2 separate regions of the Homo sapiens genome follow, and region 1 is linked to region 2. The links are chromatin loops, found by intact Hi-C in ENCODE. Cell type or tissue: thyroid gland. All regions are shown on one strand. Each heading gives the region's core, and the rest is flanking DNA. Links, peaks and the distances in the headings are about the cores only.

What was found. Hi-C counts contacts between places; a loop is a spot of excess contacts. Peaks named below come from ENCODE experiments on the same cell type or tissue, not always from the same donor. Only the 100,000 strongest peaks of a DNase experiment are listed, where the experiment ranks them.
Region 1: a loop joins it to region 2, with 1.9 times the contacts of the local background. A loop is called at or near these places in 12 of 110 quality-filtered maps.

What each region holds. Positions count from the first base shown.
Region 1 is chr21:39,079,449-39,087,166 of GRCh38, reverse strand. It overlaps LINC02943 (long intergenic non-protein coding RNA 2943), which reads left to right and starts at 2,634. Exons shown (of 7, transcript XR_001755055.2): 1 at 2,634-4,006; 2 at 5,023-5,113; 3 at 6,228-6,418. In thyroid gland, for the core only: a CTCF peak has its summit at 4,437; DNase peaks (open chromatin) are centred at 2,036, 2,906, 3,296 and 4,156; H3K27ac peaks cover 3,212 bases.
Region 2 is chr21:39,034,730-39,042,447 of GRCh38, reverse strand. All of the region lies in intron 3 of LINC02943 (long intergenic non-protein coding RNA 2943), which reads left to right. Among named protein-coding and RNA genes, the nearest start is that of LINC02940, 19 kb to the right of the region's middle. In thyroid gland, for the core only: a CTCF peak has its summit at 4,459 (motif pointing right); no DNase peak of the experiment used is centred there; H3K27ac peaks cover 1,341 bases.

The DNA of each region.
Region 1 (7,718 bases), core at 1,650-6,649, 45 kb before region 2:
GTTGCATGGGATGTAGTTAGCTCCAGGGCCAGGAAAGGCTTCTCATCATTGTAACCGCATTGCAGCCGTGACTGTCTCTGAGAATCATGTTTAGTTTAAGAAGCACAGTTTGATCATTGAAGATCAATGTAAAGGAAATCCCATCATTTATTTGCACTTCTGGAAGTATATTAAAGGGGATCCAACTTATCCCCAGCACCCCTTCTCATTTCATTTCTCCTTCTTCCGGCATTCCAATTTTCCCACACTCTCTGACTGCGTCCTTCTGACCTCCTTTCCAATGCCTCCCTCCAGCCATGACTGAAGCTCTTCTTCTCTTCTCTTCGCAGTTCTCCTTGATCTCCAAACTCAAATGCCCCCCAACATAGGGTAGGAGCAGCGTCCTCCTGGGAGGGTGCAGGAAGGGCAGAAATCCGGGGTGCAGAGCCAGATCCCTCCAGAGTGGGCCAGCAGAGGGCAGTGGCTGAGGTCAGCTGTAGGTTAACAGTTATTTTGATATTAATAATACGTAGTGATTAATTTGAACATAGGTCTGTTGAAGCCAAATCCAAGGTCCTTCTCCCCGCTATTTTTTTTTTTTTTTTCTGAGACGGAGTCTTGCTCTGTTGTCCAGGCTGGAGTGCAGTGGCCTGATCTCGGCTCACTGCAACCTCTGTCTCCCTGGTTCAAGTGATTCTCCTGCCTCAGCCTCCTGAGTAGCTGGGAATTACATGTGTGCACCGCCATGCCCGGCTAATTTTTGTATTTTTAGTACAGACAGGGTTTCACCATGTTGGCCAGGCTGGTCTCAAATTCCTGACCTCAAGTGATCCACCCGCCTTGGCCTCCCAAAGTGTCGGGATTACAGGCATGAGCCACCATGCCTGGCCCCCTTCTCCCTGCTAAACAGCAGGTTGGAAGGGCCTGTACCTTAGAGGCAGGTTAACTGTAAGGCATGGTTTTCAGGGGGTGCTACTGCCTTCTTGTTTTTGTAAAGGATCCAAAGCTCACTCCTAGGCTGCTGGACAGACGCCCAGTTGATCTGGAACCATTCTAAGGGTGTGGGCAGATCCAGAGACATTCATCTGCAGCAGTGGCTGTGTGGTTTCTTGCTTTTGTGATTGACCTCTATGCTGCCATCCAACACTTACTGAGCACCTTCATGATCAAAACTCTCTGGGGTGCTGAGTAATTTGACGGAATGAAAATAAGACAATAAATATTGACCCTGCCCTGATCGGACTATCACTTTTATTGGGGAAATAAGACAAAGGTTCAAGAGAGCCCCAAAGTGCCAAATTCTCACTGAAGGCAACGGCTTCTTCACCTTTGGAGAGCAGGTAGATCAGCCAGAGCTGGAAAGGGCTGGGGAAGTTTCCTGGATGAGGGGTGCTTGAGCTGGTCTGGGAAGGGTGAGGGAAGAGTGGAATAGGACTGGAAAGGGGTGGCAAGGGCTTGGAGGGCTCCGTGTGTTATCTGTAAATGAGTAGGACTGGAACAGAAATGCAAATGTTCAAGCCAACTTAAAGGGGACCCCCGGCTTTGTTCAGAGCCATCACTAGAATGAACAGTTCATGTTCATATAGGAGCAGAGGGGTATTTGTTCTGTACTTTAAGCTAGTAGAGAAAGCACACCCCACATTGGACATTGCACTCCTGGGACTCTGAGGCAAAATGCATAAGGCATGGGGCAATTCTTTTGCAGCGGTAGAGCAAGATAGATGAAACTGGAGCTGTGAGAAGTTAGCCAAACTGAGGGCAAGGCCTGCTCTCTCCCCATACAGCAGCCTTTCCTGCAAATACAGGTGCCTAAGGAGCTGTATTCTGGCCCCTGGGAGAAGGAGACAGCAGGCAGCTCCTTCTGGCCCAGATGGGGTGTCCTGGGCAGTCAGTGGTGAGGAAAACTCATTCACTTCTCTTAGAAGCCAGGGAGAGCCCCCGTGCTGACTCAGCACCAAGTACCACACTCTAAGCTGTGACCAGGACAAGTGCATGGCCTTGGGAAGCTCACAGTCTAACTCCAGTGGCTCTCACCTGGAGGGTGGGGCCTCATCCCGAGTTTCTGACTCAGGAGGTCTGGGGTGGGACCCAAGAATGTGCCTAACAAGCTCCCAGGTGACACAGGAGCTGCTTGTCTGGGGACTCCACTTTGAAAATCACTCATCCAAAGTAGGATCTCAAACTTTAGATGCCTGAGAATCACCTGGCCTGGTTTCTGGAGATGCTGATTCATAGACTGGGGTAAATGTAAAGGCGTGGATTTTGACAAGTGTCTGGAGATTCTGATGCCCATCAGTACTCGAGAACCACGGGCATATGGGGGTGCTTGTTGAATGGCAGCTGCCCAGAGTGGGAAGCTGGCTTCTGTAGCTGTGGGACAGGGTCTAGAACCTGTATTTTTTTTTTTTTTTTTTTTTGAGATGGAGTCTCACTCTGTTGCCCAGGCTAGAGTGCAGTGGCGTGATCTCAGCTCACTGCAAGCTCCGCCTCCCGGGTTCACGCCATTCTCCTGCCTCAGCCTCCTGAGTAGCTGGGACTACAGGTGCCCGCCACTGTGTCCGGCTAATTTTTTGTATTTTTAGTAGAGACGGGGTTTCACTGTGTTAGCCAGGATGGTCTCGATCTCCTGACCTTGTGATCCGCCTGCCTCGGCCTCCCAAAGTGCTGGGATTACAGCCATTAGAACCTGTATCTTTAGCAGGCACCCCAGGTGACACTTGTGCTGAGCATGTTAGAGACACTGGCCAGAAGGTGGAGGGAAGGTGGGAGTGGCAGCTCCTCCTTCACTGTGGAGGAAATGTCTGTTCTCTCTTTGTGAAGCCCTGATTACCTCCCACCTCCCACAGCCAGGTCTGGCCACACAGCAGTACAGCCACTAGCGTGGGCCCAGTAAGTGCCCGGCTTGGCAGTAAATGGACCCAGTAAGTGGGTCCGTCATGTTGTACTTGGCACCCAGCAAGCTGCCCACATCATTTGGTATTCTCAACTGTGGAAATACCCAGAAGATGTTAGGAAAATGTTGACCTTGCTCAAACTCAACAGGGCTGGGTCCTGAACTTCACCTGAACGTCACAGGGTGTCCCTGCCCACCAACATTCAGCTGCTGTTGACTCTTTTTTGCTTAGAGACTCGGTGAGTCTCTGTGGTGTTTTGTATCCTTACCTCCAATCTCCCAAGAAAGTAGAGATGCTATCCAAGGGCTGATGATATGCAGGTGGTCATTCAAAGATGTGCACCTGAATTCTCACTCATCTTGCACCAATAAGGTTTATGCAACCTGCTGCAGTGAGTCACGCCACTCCCACCCCTGCCCCACCCCCACAAGCCCAGGAGATATAGAGAGGCTAAACACCAGAGCTTGCAAAACAGAGTGCAGTTTAAACAGGATCTTGCATCCTAAACAAAAATGTTCCAGCTCCACCCCATGTAATTTTGTGACGAGTAGTTTAGGGAGATTCCCTTCAAAGAAGTTCCAGAAACTGGAGGGAAATTTGAGAGGTCAGAAGACGGGGGAAGAGGACGAAGGGCTGTTTTTGCCGGAAAGTTCTTTTGCAGGGCAATCATGACTGTAAAACAGAGAGGAAGGATAATTCAGTCTCATGCAGCAGGCGTGGAGCCCGTGAGCCCTCTTTGTCCTACATTGAACCAAGGGGTGGGGTGGGGACTCAGGTGCCAACCCGGCTCGCACACACACTGGTGGGCTCTGTTTTTGAATCCATAAAAATGGGAGGAAAGTGTCCTTTCTACTCCCTGCACGGGGAGATGGGAGGAAAGTGTCCTTTCTACTCCCTGCACGGGGGAGATGGGAGGAAAGTGTCCTTTCTACTCCCTGCACGGGGAGATGGGAGGAAAGTGTCCTTTCTACTCCCTGCACGGGGAGATGAGAGGACTGGCGTGGATGAAGCTGGCTTCCCCGGCATCACCAGGCCACCATCCAGGCCAGCCCAGTGACGGGCCAGGAGCCAGAACCTTCCCTCTCCAGGCGTTGGATTTTATTGGGAGACCCAGCTGGAGGAGCAGGAGGACTGTAAGTGCAGCAGCGGGTCGGAAAATGGAAATGGCTTACTACCTTTGGCATGCATTTTTGCAGATATTCTGGGGAAAGTGGACTGTCCCGCCTTGTGACCACTAGTTATTGTTTACCTTTGCATGGCTTGTCATAGCACTGGGACAATGGGGGCGCAGCGCTTCAAGCTTGTGAGAAGCCAAGGGACTCCCAGGCCAATAAGCAAGTGCATACTTGTCCTAATGATCGTCGTCACAGGGTGTCCCATGCACCTAAGTTCATACCAGGGGGCTGGACAGGGGTGTGGAAGGCGGGGCCGGAGGGACGGGGGAGGGGTGGGGAGGCCAGCACAGAGCGCATGCGCAGTATATGCCCGCACCTGGAGCGGCAGCCCAGCCAGGTGCCGGGACTTGGCGTCAGAAGACAGCTGTGAGGCTTTTCTCTGCCACCGGCAGGTGGGTTCAATGACTCTGAACAAAGCATTACATTCCTTTGCGTCTCAGTTTCTTTATTTAAGAAATGACAACATACTCAGCTTGCCAGCCTAGCAGTTGTGGGGTTCTAGTGCAGTGGCTTGCGTACCGTCCGTAAACTGTTATGTGAGAATAAAACATTTATCATCATCCATTTCTGCTCCACAAAACGCTTTGAGTCAGTTTAGTTATTATAAAGTGTGAATGTGGTGAAGATGCTGATGGATGACTGAGGAGCAGCCATCTCCCCGCAGCCTCTCTCGGAGTCTGCACCCACTTGGCCCACAGCCTTGGTTAGGGGTCTCCTGTGTGTGTCAGCCCCGTGAGCTGAGTTTTTGATGAGGGTAGGGGTTCCTTCCTCTTTGGGTGCCATGACCTCTATGGACCCCTTATTAGGAGAATGCTTTTAAATGTATAAAAGAAAACACTCTGGGTTACAAAGGAAATCAATTACACTGATACATAGTTACCCAAATATTTTTTTTTAATTTGTGCTCTTTAAAAAAAATTAATTTTTTCATAGATCCATCAACAGTCCTGATAACTACTCTCATTTCCATGTAGTGATGGGCATGAACGCTATCCTGAGATTCCTGGAACAGATGTAGTGTCATATGAAAGTAGCTGTGATTTCTAACTGGTGACCAAGTACCAGGTACTGTTTTTGCTTCTGTGGCTTGTTGTGTACATTCACGATGGAAGGAAGTGCTAATGTTCAGCTAGAGATTAGTGAAAAAAAAGTCATAGTTTCTCTATGCAAGTTCCAGACTGCTGGAATTCTGTCCACAGACAGGACACTTTGGGGGTCTGTGATTAGACCCCTCGAATGAGAGCTTCCCTACCAGGAATGTCTGCCTGGCACCTGTGCTCTTCTCCTTCTCCCCCTCCTTCTTCTCCTTCTCCTTCTTCTCCTTCTCTTCCTCCTTCTTCTCCTTCTCCTTCTTCTCCTTCTCCTCCTCCTTCTCCTTCTCCTCCTCCTTTTCCTCCTTCTCCTTCTCATCCTCCTTCTTTTTTTTTTTTTTTTTCCTGAGATGGGATCTTGCTCTGTCACCAGGCTGGAGTGCAGTGGCGCAATCTCAGCTCACAGCAACCTCCGTCTCCCAGATTCAAGCGATTCTCCTGCCTTGGCCTCCCGAGTAGCCGAGACTACAGGCACGCGCCACCATGCCCAGCTAATTTTTCTATTTTTAGTAGAGATGGGGTTTCACCATGTTGGCCAGGATGGTCTCGATCTCTTGACATCGTGATCTGCCTGCCTTGGCCTCCCAAAGTGCTGGGATTATAGACGTGAGCCACCGCACTTGGCCCTCCTTCTTATGGAGGGGGAAGGAGAGTGAGGGCTGGTGCTGAGGGGCGGAGACCTCGCCCTGACCTTCAGCAGGACATGGAGCCCTGGGGTTTTTGATGTTCTTAGCTGGTGACTTAGAAGGATGCCACCCCTTTTGACTTGGGGAAAAATTGAACACCTCAAAAAAAGGAAGACATAGAGACCCAAACCACAGAGCTCCCAGCAGGATAAATGGACAGGGATTGAGAGGGGAGCCTCTCAACTGAGTGGGGCGCCACCCTCACCAGACCCCGTTTTCCTAATCACACACGGGCTGGTGATGATGTCTGCCTAGGATTCTGGGGCTCAGATATTTTGCTGTAACAGGCTGGTGACTAAAATTGCTTTTTATAATGTTATTTATTTTTAAAATAAACCTTAGGGGATCTCTTTGTAAGTGTTGTAAAATAAAGACGGTATTCTCTGGGCTGATGTTTCACAGGATTTGTTGCCATTTATAACCCCCTGGGTGCTATCAGATGTGCTGAATGCTGGAAGAATCAATACTCTAATCTTTGGTTCCAGAGAATCTGACTCAGGTTCATGAAAAATCGGAACTTTCTCTGGTGCGAGCTTTGCTTATAACTTTGGCATAGGGGACCAGGAAAGTCTCACGGATGCAAAGAGACATCGGTTGGTACCTATTACTTTTTCACATTTTAAAATTGATTTTTAATTGGAATTTAATTGTTCCATTTAGAATTAATGTTATGCCCTGGCCTCTTCAGGAAATAGATGAACATCCCATTGCTCCCCACAGGGAAAGCCATTGCTGGCTGGCCTCTGCCCTGCTCGCTCTCCCTGGCAGCACGGTGGAGCCACAGGATAGAGCTGCCAGGGGCTCCCAGAGCCCTGAGAGCTGCTCCTGAAGGGTGCTTTAGCCAGCGGCTTCAATCTCCCTGGCTGTAACTGACAGCAAGAAGCCCATGTTCTATTACATGTGTGCATATACATATGTGTAAAACCAAAAACAATTTAACAAAATATGTATATACATACGTACATATGTATATATGTGTGGATGTGTGTATATACATATGTAGATATGTATATATGTGTGAATGTATATATATATACATACGTACATATGTGTATATGTGTGAATGTATGATATATACATTGCGTATACATATATATAATAGGAAAGGTTTATCTGAATAATACTCCTTTTTTTCCACCTTTTTCTTTGTTGTTTTGAGATAGAGTCTCACTATATTGGCCAGGCTGGTCTTGACCTCCTGTTCTCATCAAATCCTCCCACCTTGGCCTCTCAAAATGCTGGGATTACAGGCATGAGCCGCCGCGCCCGACCAGTACTTACTCTTACCATACACTATGCACACTGCACGCTGACATTGTTGATTCTAGTCTTCGTAAGTGCGCCTGTATCCTTATGTAGATGACATAAGCAGGTATACACATGTGCGTATTACTGAAAAGGTTCAACAATACAGTATTTCCCCCAGATGTGCTATGCACTCTGACCTGTTCTAGTTTCATGTTTGTCCATTGCCGGCTGCGGCCATTGGAATGGATTTCGTAACTTGTTCGTGGGTTGCGACTCTGCAAAGACTGCAGCTTGAGAACAGGATCTTGCAGGCGTGTGGGCGGGAAGGGGTGAAGCCTGTGACGCAGCCAAGTGTTTCTTGGAGGCTCTTGCAGGGGTGGGGTTGGGGCGCCGCTTCTAGTGGCTTCCGCATTTGGGTGCCCCACTTGTGCTTTTTCGCCTTTTCTCCTGTCCCTGACCTCTGCCTGCCTCCATTTCCTCCAGACTTTATTTTTTCTTTTAATTGAATCCATAGCCCCACGTGGCACTTATGAGCCATCTCTGTGGTGTTTCTGCACCTTCTTCTGTTTAGCCGCAAGAGAGTGGCCAGGTGGGAAGGCCAACTGACTTACTAATAGCTCGTGGCTCTGTGTGACCACTACAGAT
Region 2 (7,718 bases), core at 1,862-6,861:
TTGGAGAGGGTGTCAGCTTGCAGAAGGTTATGTCCATAACTAAAATAAATCAAGAATATCTGAGAAATACCTACACATTGATAAAAGAAAGCAGGAATTCTAATGGGAAAATGGGTGAACGATAGAAACGGTAATTTACAAGAGAGGTAACCTTCCCCAAATACCCAAGCATATGAGGAGACTCTCATTAGGAATGAGAGAGGGGCAAAGACAAGAAGAAGATATCACTTCAAATCCATTAGGCCACACAAGAAAGCCATCTATACTCAGCATTGGTGGGTGAGTGGATAGAGCAGCCCTCCGGCCTTGCTTTGGAGGTGCAGATGGGGCAGAAGGCTGAGAGCACATGGGGACACTTAATCCAAGTTGGCACAGATGCTCCGTTCTGCAGCTGTGGTGCTGCTGGGCAGGGATTCAATGCTTGGGACATGGGTGAGGATGTGTGTGTGTGGTGTGAAGGGTGGTCCCGGGAAGCTGCACACACTTGGGTGCCCACTGCTGGGGGTAGTGGTGGGTGATGTGGGGAAGCTCTTTGTAGAGCAGTGAATGGGAAGAGGGGTGGGCCAGATGTGCTGGGCAATCCCTGCTGGTGGTGAACATTCCATTCACATGCACCCGTCCCTCCTCTTCCCCATCTATCCCCACACCTCTTTCCATTTGTCTGTTTTCCTCACTGGTAAGCAGGGCACCCAGAATAACTTGCCATTTACTTTCAGAGAGTTTTTCTAGATTTGACTTAGTTGTGTTATTCAATAATAATCAATGGAAAGGTCTTCCTGCTTTCCTTATGCTGTCCCTCCTTTCCTCTGTCATGCATGGGACACCCACCCCGGGCAGGCACTGTGCTGTGTGCTAGGAAAATGAAGAAGGGAAGAGTGACCTGAGAAAGCAGGCTCACTGACCCCCTAGCACTTCATGGTAATGAGCTGATCATCGGCATACCTTCATTTCTTGTAGAGGCAGTGGTTCTCAACTTTTTGTTTTTGGGACCCCTTTACATTTTCAAAAATTATTGAAGACAGCAAAGAGCTTTTTTTTGTGTGTGTGTATTATGGTAAGCTGAGCATTTTTTTTTTTACCATATTAGAAAGTGGAATTAAGACATTTAAAAACATTTATTCATTTAACATAATAAACTTATTACATGTTGATATAAATAACATTTTTATTTAAAAAACCCTAAATTTTTAAGGGCAAAATGGTCTAATAAGAAGAGCAGTATGATTTTACATTTTTTCAAGTCTCTTTAACAGCTGGAAGATGGCTAGATTCTCCTATCTGACTCTGTACTCAATCTGTTGCACTACCACACATCACAAAACTTCTGGAAAACTCCACTGCACACTTACAGAGTAAGGGTGGAAAGGGTAGATGACATCTTAGTATGATTATAAAAATCATTTGACCTTATGGGGACCCTGAAAGGGTCTGGGGACTCCCAGGGGTCCCTGGCCTGACCACACTTTGAGAACCACGGGCGTTGGCCTTTCTGAAGGTTTGATGTAGTGCCTCAGTTCTAGAAGCCACTCAGTGCTTGATTCTAGAAGCAACATCTAGTGCTATGGTGAGGCCTGGGCCTGAAGTCTGGCTGTGATCTTGGAGCATTAACCTAGAAATTGGGGACTGAAGGAAACTGAGGTGGGCTGCAGGCATTGGACTTTCCTTTTAGTGTTTCTTTGTGTGTTTTGAGGGACTTTTTAGTGCTCTTTTTTTCTGACTATAGGAAGTAGGATATGGGTGGTGTATTATCTGAAGCTATCATTTCCTGAGCACTTCCTCCCGGATAGGCATGTTGCTTGTGCTCTCTCTGGCTAAAATTAGTTTGTTCTTTGGAATTTGCTGTCTCTTAACGTAACAAAGGGTTTGGAGTAAAAATAATAAAGTATTAGTGGAAATTTAAAGGTGCTAGCGAGCCCTTTTATTGTTCTGGTAACATTGATCTTACTTTAATCTGTGGTGCCCCTCCATGCTTGTATATTGGGAACAAGGGGTTTCATGTCCTTAGACTGGGGGCAAATTCTCAGACACATTTCTGGCAGAACTCAGGTGGAGAGGGAAACATCTTTAGCTCCATCTAAAGTGTAAAATGGAGTATAGATGTGTACTGCCTGATGAAAATCTGTTTTTCACAACTGAGACACAGCCTTTGAGGGTCCCCCCACATGTGATTTGTTTACCATTTCCGTGCCCTCCTCTGGCACCATCCTAGTCGCTAGTGAACAGATACCATCTGACACATAGATTTGTGTCGTTTTATAATTGCAGTGTTGGCAACCATGTAATTGTCCCCTAAGAGAAGACTAGTTAAGTATGTTGTCTATATAAATGGAATACAATAGGGCTGAAACAAACAAAAATGTGTTTTCTTGTACCATTGGGGAAAAATTTCCAAGAAGTAGTGTTAAATCAAAAATGAAGGCACAGAGCAAGTTTTGTAGAGTGCCAGTCTTTGTGGTGGGGGCAGGAGTATACCTTTGCTTGTATTCGTGTAGTAACCTTTGAAGACTATAAAACCGTCTATTAAGAATGGAAACTCATAGGCCATGGTGGGAATAACGTGACTGTGAGAGAGGAAAGGGAAGGAACTGCTCATATATACACCTTCTTAAACTTTTTGATATCATGTAGATGCATTACCCATTCAAACATTAAATCTGCTTAAAAATAATAGAAAAGCAAAATAAAATCCAGATGGCAAGCAGCTCAAATCCTTTTAACTAAAACCCCTTCATTTTTCTAGACAGGGAATAGCCCCACTGTGAACCGGGGGCAGTCCTGCCCCTGGGGTTAATGACTTTTCAGTTTTAACAAATGTCACCCTTAATGACCATGTAACCATGATAAATGCAGAAAGGCACCAACCCAAGTCCTCACTAGTTGGCTCAGCAAAGCAAACCTCTATTGATCCATGGTTCATCTCTTTAGCTTGGTTTTTAGCAGGGAGGCATAGAGACCAAGTGTTCAGAAACTTGTTGGACAGAGGGTGGAATTTTAGAATTTTAATAGTTGTCTTTGGACAGGTTTCATGTGCTGTGAACATGCCCCGAGAGAGTGCCTGAGTGTGCAAATCCATTAGGTTGGAGCCCGAGTCACCCCTAAAGGAGCTCCTACAAGAAGGAGGTGCTGTTTAGCTTCTGAGGGGTAGCATGGTTGGCTTACATCTCTGGGGAAGCTCTCAAGCAACAAAGGGTGAGGAATGGACAGTAGCGGCTTTTTAAATGCAGGTGAGGAATGTATATGGGCTTTGTAGATATCTCAAGCATGAGAGTCTTGAAAGAAAAGGGTTGAGTACTGACAGAAAAGCATCACTTTCAAAATGTTTCAGAAGCACATGTTTCTCATTCTATTACATAGACGTGTGTCAAAGTTTCAGTTTAGTTGACGAGACAAAAGTTGGAAATGTTACTTCATGCATTTTCCTTTCCTCAAATATGGCAGCCCTCTTTATCCATGGAGATCTGTTCCAAGACTCCCGGGGGCTGCCTGAGACCTCGGAGAGTACTGGACCCTACACATTGTATGTTTTTTTCCTATATGCACATACCTATGATAAAGTTTCATTTGTAAATTAGGCACAGTAAGAGATCGATAACAATAATAAATAATGAAATAGAAAAATTATAACAATATACTGTACTGAAGATTATGTAAATATGATTTCTATGTACTGTACTAAAGGTTATGTAAATATGATCTCTCTCTCCCTCTGTCTCTCTCAAAATATCTTAATATTTTTGGACAACAGTTGATGGCGGGTAACTGAAACCTCAGAAAGTGAAACTGAGGCTAAGACGGGATGATTGTGTTAACAATGCTGTTAATAATTTTAAGACATCGGTGGAGGTAGGCAAAGTTTATATAGGACATTTCTGTATTATTTTTGCAACTCTTCAGTAAATTTGAAATTATTTCAAAATGCCAACTTGAAAAAAATTACCTAAAAGAACAATAATAACGACACAGGAGGCTTTTATTTACAAAGCTGGGTTCTTAAGAGAGAAAAGCTTCCTTTTAGCGTTGGGAGCCAGCCTTCTAGGCTGGGCATGGCAGGCACTTCTCTAGAAGAACGTGAAGCCCAGGGGCTTTGGCTACCACAGCCCAGCCAAGACAGAAGTTCTGCAGAGAAGGACGTGTCATTTGCACCTTTCAGAGGAGTCGGGATGTTGTCAGAGACAGGCCCCAGGGCCAGGCCTCCTGTTCAGACATCACAGATTCTCCATAAAGCAGAGAGGATGCAGGAAATGACGTAGGAATCATTTCCCAGTGAGTCAACCTGTAGGCTGAAAGTGGGGCAGCTAGAGAGGAGACCAGGGTACAGATGAGTGTCCTCAAGAGGCCCCTCCAGGCCCCTGGCTGAGGTTGAGACCCTGGAACGTGGACAGGACTGAGGGACCCAGGTAGGAGGGCCTGACCCTTGCCCACCTAGAACCAGGAGGGGGCGCCATCTTGAGAACCCCTGCACCAGAAGGAGAGGCCCTGGGTTGGCCTGGGAATAGCGGCCTGGGGCAGGCAGAGGACTCCGAGGCGGCCTGACTTGCTGGATAAATGGATGTTAGCCTTTCCGGTCACCATTCGATGTTGGCACTGGCTCTCCTTGCTTTGCTGGGGATCTTTTCTTCCCAGCATATGTACTCCATGCTCCCTAAAGCATTTCATGTTCCTTAGTGAACTGGAGCCAAGGGAGGTCCCAGTGAGCTCGTTCAACCTCTGATCTGTAGGTGACAACTCACTGCCCAAATGCCCTCCTAGTGTTCTTTGTGCAGATCTTAGAGGGAAGCTGTCCCCTGCTTCTGGCCCCCTGCCCCATAGGAGTGAGCAGGCTGGGAGGACACCATCCAGTGACAAAGGGCTGAGATCCGTGTCTTGGGGCTTTCTTTGCTCTTTTTGGCTCCCAGAGGCTAGGTTAGCTCTGAAGTAAGGGCACCTCTTATGGTGACTTGGGGTTACTCATGGATGGCTTTATCCTTCTTTGAGGTGTGTGGTTGTGAAAGGACCCTGAGTGGCTGGTAAGATCAGTTTCTCTTCTTTGCCTGTGCTGGGTGGGGCACAGTGCACCACACTAGATCCCACGCAATGGGGAGCCTGGGAGGGGGCGTGACGAGGGACGCTTTCCACCAGCAGCTCTCTGCAGTGTTTCTTTTCTTTTCTTTTTTTGAGATGGAGTCTTGCTCTGTCACCCAGGCTGGAGTGCAGTGGCATGATCTCAGCTCACTGCAACCTCTGCTTCCTGGGTTTAGTGACAAGTACTCTTCCATCTTGCTGTAGAAGAGCTGATTGATTCTACCAGCCACACAGGGAATGTGCAGGGAAGTATAGTAGATACAATCACTATTGCGATGCTTGTCACTAAACTCAATAGAACAAAAACTAGAAAGCATTAGTTTTCAAAGCTGGCTGTCAGTTTGATGAAGTTAAATGAAGGTGGCTGAGGAGGAAGATGGAGAGTTCATGTAGATTCTGAAAGGGTTTTCTGGTCCTTTCCAATTCCTTAGGAGTTTGTTTATTATTCCATTATTGATTGAACAGATATTGATTCAGCCCTGTGAACTGCCAGGCTCATCAAGACAAAGAAGTTTCTCTCATAGCCCTTTGGTCCCAGTGTGGGGAGACGGCTGATAAAAATAAGCACAGTTGGGCAGAAATGACAGCACGTGCCAGCAGTGGTAACTGCACGAGGACAAAGAAGTGGCAGAGACTGGCAGGAAGACATGGGGCTATGGGGATCGAGGGGTGGGACAGGCTTCGATGTTCAATAGGACAGTGGACTTGGGTCCTAGGGCTGCCCTGATAAAGCACCATAAACTGTGTGACTTAAAACAACAGAAATTTATCCTGTCACACTTCTGGAGGCCGGAAATCGAAAATCGAGTTGCTGGCAGGGCTGCATTCCCTCTGCAGGCTCTAGGGAAGATCCTTCCCTACCTCCTCCACCTTCTAGTGGTTCCAGGCTTCCCTGGCTTGTGGCCCCATTACCCCAGTCTCTGTCCCCATCTTCACATGGCCTTGTCTCTGTATCTCTGTGTGTATTATCCTCTTTTTATAAGAACACCGATCATTGGATTTAGGCTCACCCTAAAACTAGGATATCTCATTGCAAAATCTTTAACTTAATTACATCTGCAAAGACCCTATTTCCAAATAAAGTCACAATGACAGGCTCCCCATGGACATGAATGTTGGGGAGGATGTGATTCAACCCACTGCAGGTGGTCAGGGTAGGCCCCGGAGGGAAAAGAAGGTGGGATATGAGCTTAGAGGAGGTGCTGGGAAGCCAAACAGCTCCCTGCAATAGGTGGGTTCCAGGGCAAAGGAGCAGCTGGGACAAAGCCCCTGAGCTGGGGCAATGAGGCCACTACGGTGGGGACAGGAGGCATGGATGGAAGAGGGAAGATGTGGGCGAGGCATCACACAGGGTTGTGGAGACCACGATGAGGCCCCTGCAGTTAGCGCTGAGTGATATGGGGGCCACACAGGAGGCTGAGTAGAAGACAGATGCCACTTGACCTTAGGAGACTGCCAGGAAGTTGGTTCAGGAATCCAGGAGCGAGCAGAGCGGGAGGATAATAAGTGGTTGGCTCCTGGGTTTACTTTGAAGGAAGGGCCAGCAGGACTTCCTGACCAATTGGAAGAGGGGAAGGAGGGAGTGAGAGCAAGAGGAGAATGGACAGGGACTCCAGGGCTCTTGGCTGGAGCAGCCAAAAGGATGGCGTCACTGGGGATGGGGAGGTCTTTGCAGGCAGCAAGTTGTGTATGAAGAGCAGGAGTTTAGTCTTGGGCGAAGGGAGTGTGAGATGCTGAGGCTGAGGTGTGGAGTTGGCTGTTGGACATGTAAGTTGGGAACTTGGGAGAGAGGTCTGGGCTGGAGGCACAAATTGGTGGGAGGATGACTTTTTTCATGATTGGCTTTTCCTAGATGTTGGGGTTTTTGGCTTACAGATGGGAAAGAGAGTGGGGAAAGGAGACAGAAAAAGAAAAAAGATAGTGAAGAAGGTAAGGAGTTAGACAATTTCATACTGGGGCCCCCACTGGGTGTTATTGGTGGAGGCAAAGTGGAGATGAGAAAGAAGGAGCCCTGGAATCAGACTGACCTGAGCCTTTGTTTTCACTGCTGCGAAATGGGGATACTAATCATCATGATGATGATGATGACGATGACCCAACCATCAAAACAAGACAATAACAGCTGCCAACCTTTGTGACACTCAGGATGCGCCCCACTCTGAGCACTTCATGGATGTACCCTCATTTAACCCTGACAATAGCTGTGGGGCAGGTTGGCAATTCTGTCTGTTTGGGAGCTGTGTAGTCTGAAGCACAGAGAGGTTGAATCTCCTACCTGAGGTCACACAGCTGGTGGGAGATGGTGCTGATTTACTCAGGCCTGAGCTCATTGCCCTGGGCTCCACCTATGATACTTCTCTACTGTGTGCTTGGCACATCTTTAAATACTCAAAAGGTACCTGTAGGTAAAATCGGGGCTTACAACTTGGGAGTACTGAGAATTACAAATAAAGGAGTCTTTCACATTCTGTCATGAGACCTGGGTCAGCCAGGTCACAGGGGCCGCCCCCCGGCTTTCCCCATCTCCCCCGGAGTTCCAGGTTGTATGTGAAGCTGGGAGCGATGAGGGTGAATTTCCGGTCGGGAGATTATAAAGAGGCCTCTCTTCTGCTGTCCTAAATGCTCCAGCGGACCAGCCTGGGGGCACTTCTCTTCAT